Regions from separate parts of the Homo sapiens genome. Here region 2 is linked to region 1. Evidence: read pairs that join two places in POLR2A ChIA-PET (ENCODE). Cell type or tissue: endothelial cell of umbilical vein. All regions are shown on one strand. Each heading gives the region's core, and the rest is flanking DNA. Links, peaks and the distances in the headings are about the cores only. Region 1 has its middle 24 kb from the start of SERPINE3. Region 2 overlaps FAM124A (family with sequence similarity 124 member A).

Region 1 (2,915 bases), core at 284-2,783:
TATGTTTGAGGATAGGATTGGGCATCAAGTCTGTAACCCTGGAACCTCAAGTTCATGGTTAAGGTTCTTAATACTTTTTAACCTTTGGTACCATGTAGACACAGAGACAGGCAGTCAGCATGGATTACGGGCGCCTCAATTAACCCCTACCTCTTAATATTTGGTCACTGTACGGAAGTGGGCTGCCAGGTACCGGAGATTAACCAGTCTGGATTATCTGCCTGGGCCAATTAGCTGGCCCAAGGTAGAACAGCGGAGTGTTCCTCAGCCCAGTGGAGCCAAGTGTAAGAAGTTGGAGCCATGGAATGTTGTGTGCAAGTAGAGGTCTTGAGAGGATTCTGTTCCATGTTGTATGAGCGTCTTACTTAGTTGGCTTGGGCTGCCATAACAAAATACCATAGATGGGGTGGTTTAAACAACAGAAATTTATTTTCTCACAGTTCTGGAGGCTAGAAGTCCAAGATCAAGCTGGGTTGATCAGCAGGGTTGGTTTCTTCTGAGGCCCCTCTCCCTGGCTTTTAGATGACTGCCTTCTCAATGGGTCCTCACATGGTCTTTCCCCTGTACCTGTCTCTTGTCCTAATCTCCTCTTCTTATAAGGATACTGGTCATGCTGGATTAGGGCCCAGCCTAATGACCTCGTTTTCACTTCATCACCTCTTTAAAGGCTCTGTCTCCAAATACAGTCATACTTTGAGGTGCTGAGGGTGACATATGAATTTCAGAGGGACACAATTCAGTCAACAACAGTGAGATTCATTGATATACCAAAAAGGGCTTGTAATGGATATACCACTCCAGCAATCACTATGGCATCTGGTATTGTAAGAGGGGCTTGTCTTCCATCATGGCGAGGTGGGCTTTAAGAAAGGGGCCTGTCTATACGATTTGACTTGGGAGCCAGCATGACACACTCAAGGTGCTGAAAGAGGCCAGTGTGGTGGGAATAGGGGAGCCGAACGCTGGACAGACTGACAGTACAGCAGGGAGTAACTACAGTAGTAGCCAAAGTAATTATTGATATATACACATACCACTGTATATAGTAGGTATATTAGTATGTATAGAGGTTATAGTGTATATATATGTGTGTGTGTGTATAGTACATATAGTGGCTATAGTAGAATAGCCCCTGGGTCCCTGGCTACTTTCTCCTCTGATCACAACCCTTCATTAAGCCCTGGACATGGTTTTGCACCACTTCTAACTGTACAGTGTTGTAGCCACCTTGGAGCTTTTCATCCACCCAGCTCACCTCATTTTGCAGTAATGACAGCCCCCAGGAAAAGCACAGATTGGATTAGCGCACCGTACTGTTATTTCAGCACCCTGGGGATTCACAGCTGTGATTCACAGCTGTGAAAAGCAAAAGCTGGTTCAGCCCCACTCACTTTCTTCAAATCAGCAATGACCTAAGCAAATAACCCCCAGTGCCCGGGATATTTAGCTGGAGTCAGTGCTTTGAAAACTGAAAGGCCACGAACAAGAATGAAAATTTTACGGTTCCCAACAGCTGAAGCTGAGAGCCAGAATTTATGGATTTGTCCATGTGGCCTTCTAGAGCTCAAATTTCTCACAGAAATTGCCAAATTGTTTAAATGCAAATGCTATAGCTGTTCCAGTCTCCCTAGAGAATTTTATTTTATCATGAGACTAAAGTTTGTGGATCCTGTCCTCATCTAACATTTTCAAGTCAAACTTCAACACAATGGAATGCATTTTGAGCTCCTGAGAGGGGTAAGGCGCAACGTGGAATTCCTTAAGGAGTTCAGGAGTAGCAAAGGGGAAGTCACATGCTCCCAGCAGCCCATGAAAGGCACTCACAGAGGAAGCCCAAAGGAAGTATAAGCATATGGAAGGGAGAGATTAATTCTGATGTCTCTGTATGTCTGTGTGTGTGTGTGTGTGTGTGTGTGTGTGTGTGTGTGTGTGTAGGGGGTTGAGGGAAGCAGGGTATTCAATGAAGCATCTCTTCCTTCTGGGGAGAATGTGGGAACTAGATTTCAGACTTTCTTTGCTTTGTGTTGCTTTTTGGAATGAGACATTTTGGAGGGTGGGGGAGGAGAGTACGCCCCAAGGAAACTCTTTGCGTTTGTGCTTGAGAGAAATGATCATGCAGGTGAGGAGAACGAGACCTCAAGAGGCAAAGCTGACTAAAGATGTTAAAACAAAAAGGAGCTGGGGAGGAGGTAAGGTAGTGATTACCTGTGGGTGGGTTGGTTTGAGAGGGCTTCTCAGAGAATCAGGACCCACTCTACAGTTAACACAGAGCAGGGCCCGGGTGAGGTGGCATCAAACAAATGGGTGGAAACACTGGCTGAAACACGTCATTTAAAATAACACATGGACTTGGTGAAAGTGAATAGTACTGTTTTTTTTTTTTCAGATATTGATTTTATTTTACTAGATGGGCAGTTCAGCAATATTTTTTGTGTGTTATTAAGCATTTTTGCTCATTTTCTCGCATACTGAAGATTTTTTTTCTTCCAACTTTTTTTTTTTTTTTTTTGAGACGGAGTCTCGCTCTGTCGCCCAGGCTGGAGTGCAGTGGCGTGATCTCGGCTCACTGCAAGCTCTGCCTCCTGGGTTCACGCCATTCTCCTGCCTCAGCCTCCCAAGTAGCTGGGACTACAGGCGCCCACTACCACACCTGGCTAATTTTTTGTATTTTTAGTAGAGACGGGGTTTCATCGTCTTAACCAGGATGGTCTCGATCTCCTGACCTCGTGATCCACCCACCTCGTCCTCCCAAAGTGCTGGGATTACAGGCGTGAGCCACCACGCCCGGCCTCTTCCAACTTTTATTTTAGGTTCAAGGGGTACATATGCAGGCTTGTTACATGGGCAAATTGCGAATCACTGGGGTTTGGTGTACAAATGATTTTGTCACCCAGGTAGTGAGCATAGCACCCGAT
Region 2 (2,915 bases), core at 252-2,751, 65 kb after region 1:
GAGAACCAATGGGAAGAGTCTTTCTTGCCCCCTCTTTTGTTGGGATCCTGTATGGCCACTTTGACTTCGACTAGGAGCTGGGCAGAGGGTCACTGATCTCTCCTTCCTTGATCATTGCTCTGTGACTGGTACTATAGTGTTTGAGGCAAAGCTAACTGGTTTCTCAGGTCCCCTAAACAGACAGACAGGCGTCCCCCCAGTACCTGTAGGAGGATCTTGTTCCCATCATGGTCCTCCGTCTGCCAGCGCCCCTCGCTGATGGGGCTGCAAGGGTTGGGCAGGAGAGGCACGAGCTCGCCTATGTCCCTCACTCGGAACTCCAGCACGGAGGAGTCGGTGGGCACCGGGCACTGGTCACAGGGCAGTCTTTTCAGGGAGAACTGGATGTCCACATCCAGGTTGGAAAAAATAGGGAAGATGCAGAAGTCCGCTTTCTTCTGGCTGGGGCTCCTCCGGAGAATCAGCTGGTAGAACCTGAGGCTGTCAGCATAGTTGTCGTAGCGACAGTAGACGGTGAAGCGCACGATTTCCTTGCCGTAGTGCACGGGCCGGATGGCCCAAAGCGGCGTCCCAGGGGCCAGCGTGAAGAAGTCCTGGCTGCAGGGCAGGTAGGGCAGGAACCGGCCGTGCACCTGCTCGGTGTGGTGGTGGCGCCAGGGCGGCTGCTGCAGTGTGCGGTGCAGCTGCAGGATCTGCTCTTCGCCGTACTCCTCCTGCAGGAACAGCACCACAGCCAGCGCTGGCTGAGCGCCCTTGGGGGGCTTCCGCCGCCGCCGGGACGCCCGCCTCTCGGACACCCGGAACAGCGGGAGGTCGGGGTGGATCCACGCCAGGACGTTGTCGATGGCCTCCTGCAGGGGCTGGGACTCCCCTGGGTCTGCGATTATGTGGATGCTGACCAGGAAAGGGTCCTGCGCCTCTTCAACGGAAAGCTCACCTGGGGGCACGCAAAAAACGAATGGATGAATGAATACAATTATGATTATTTCATTAAAGTGTCCAGTGATGACGTGTACAGGCTTGACAGGAAGAGAAGTCAAATTCTAACTGAACTGACTCCATGACCTGTGATTTTCTGATCCCAAGTTTACCTATAAAAACTACTATGCCAGCACCTTAGCAGCCAAAGAGGAAAGGGCTGTTGCTACGTGAATAGTTTCTAAGCTGGACAGGGTGAGGAGAACCTTGGTCCTGTATTTCATCAGGTTGGTTGGTATAGGGAACATTTGACTTTATATTTACGTATCAGACAAATAGAAAGTCAAGTCTAGTGACTTGGAAGGAACAACAGGCCCATTAGAAAAGATGGCATAGCATCTTGTGGACACCATTTAGTATTTCCTGAAATAGCTGCAGGGCCTTGCCCCATACATGTTCCCTACACAAACGCACTCCTCTGGTTTGCTTATTTCATTTGTTTATTTTGTTAACACACACTCATGGGCTCCTTCCTACCTGCCTCACAGGGAGTGAGGCACAAGGCGAATGATGGAGGACAAGAGAGACCTGTGCTTGCCCCCTGGGGCTTACTCTATAGACAGGTCATGCCCTGGCTGTTGATGAGTCCTGCCCACAGTGTCCCCTATTGTGGGGTCCTGGCCAAGATCATGTTGCTGCTGGAGACACAGGGAAGGATGACCCCCAGAGCCAAGCACAGTGTTCTTGCTGTTGGAGCTTACTGGGGCTGAGGTTAGGGTGGAAGGAAAGCAGGGTGAGACCATGACTGCCCATGAAAGGCTACCTTTTGTGTCCCTTGCTGGGCCACATCCACTCAGAAGCCCACACAACTTGAATGGGTCGGTTACCCTCCCTGTGATCTCTGGCGGAACACCTGAAACTGTTGAATTCCAAGCATGAAGTTGACTGTTTAACTTGGCAACAGTTTCCCATGGGGTGACAGTTTTTTGGCCACACTTGGCATATTTCTAAATCATATAACTATACCTGATAAAAGGCTTGCTCTTTTAAAAGATGGTTCTATTTGCATTTATAGAAGTTTTAGGTCTCATTTAAGGGAATTGAGACATCTTTAGGCCAATTGTGATTTAGGGGGCTAGATTCACCTAGAATCTAGATCTGCCTTTACAAAACACATGCCTCACAGTGTCCACTAGGGGTGTCAGGCATACAGTGATCATGTGGTCAATTGTGTTCTATCAATGTGGTGTGCTTTTCAGAATCATAACCTTGATCAAGTCACAGGATGAAAATTTTTTTATGGTAGGTAGACATTCCAAGTGGGCTTACAAGTCCATTTCACCATGTACAGCTGCAATAACATGGTTTTAATTTAATCAGATCAAAACCCGTCTGAATTTTCTTCCCAACCCTATTAAGTGTCTCACTTGAAAACAGTCCAGCTTGCTGTCTTCTCTCTTATTCATGCATTCATTTGCACATCTGTTAAGCAATCAGTTTGTACCAGGCACTGGGGACACAAAGAAGCTGGCACTAATTATGTATGCCCAAGCACTATGGGAGTACATTTACGTATACTCTTGCATGATATGCTCCCTGAGAACTGTGCAGTGCACAACCTGCACAACCATAGGCAGCAGCCCTCTGAAGACCCATAAGCCCATAAGATGAGAACTTTGTGACTGAGTGGGGAAACACAAACATCAAAAAGTAAAATTAAATCTGATATATGCCTAAAAGGAATACAACGGAATAGTAACTTGGGGTGGGGGCTAGATTCTAAAGTCACTGTGAAGCAAAGGTTATCTATAGACACGATTAACACTGAAAGTCTCCTAAATTTCCAATAAAGTACTAACTTGTAACAAGACAAGATGGCCAGATAGATGTTTCTTTAGTTGAACACCACATAAAATAACCATTTTGCTGCAGGGCCATGTATAAGAGAATAGTCTGTTTCTTTAAACACTGAACCCTTACTCATCAAACCCTGCCCT

The links. Peaks named below come from ENCODE experiments on the same cell type or tissue, not always from the same donor. Only the 100,000 strongest peaks of a DNase experiment are listed, where the experiment ranks them.
Region 2: POLR2A ChIA-PET joins it to region 1 with 6 read pairs; 3 of 35 experiments call an interaction of 5 or more read pairs at or near these places.

Annotation. Positions count from the first base shown.
Region 1 is chr13:51,314,338-51,317,252 of GRCh38, reverse strand. No RefSeq gene overlaps it. Among named protein-coding and RNA genes, the nearest start is that of SERPINE3, 24 kb to the left of the region's middle. In endothelial cell of umbilical vein, for the core only: no CTCF peak of the experiment used is centred there; a DNase peak (open chromatin) is centred at 1,792; H3K27ac peaks cover 677 bases.
Region 2 is chr13:51,249,490-51,252,404 of GRCh38, reverse strand. It overlaps FAM124A (family with sequence similarity 124 member A), which reads right to left. Exons shown (of 4, transcript NM_001242312.2): 3 at 204-937. Among named protein-coding and RNA genes, the nearest start is that of FAM124A, 29 kb to the right of the region's middle. In endothelial cell of umbilical vein, for the core only: a CTCF peak has its summit at 2,120; no DNase peak of the experiment used is centred there.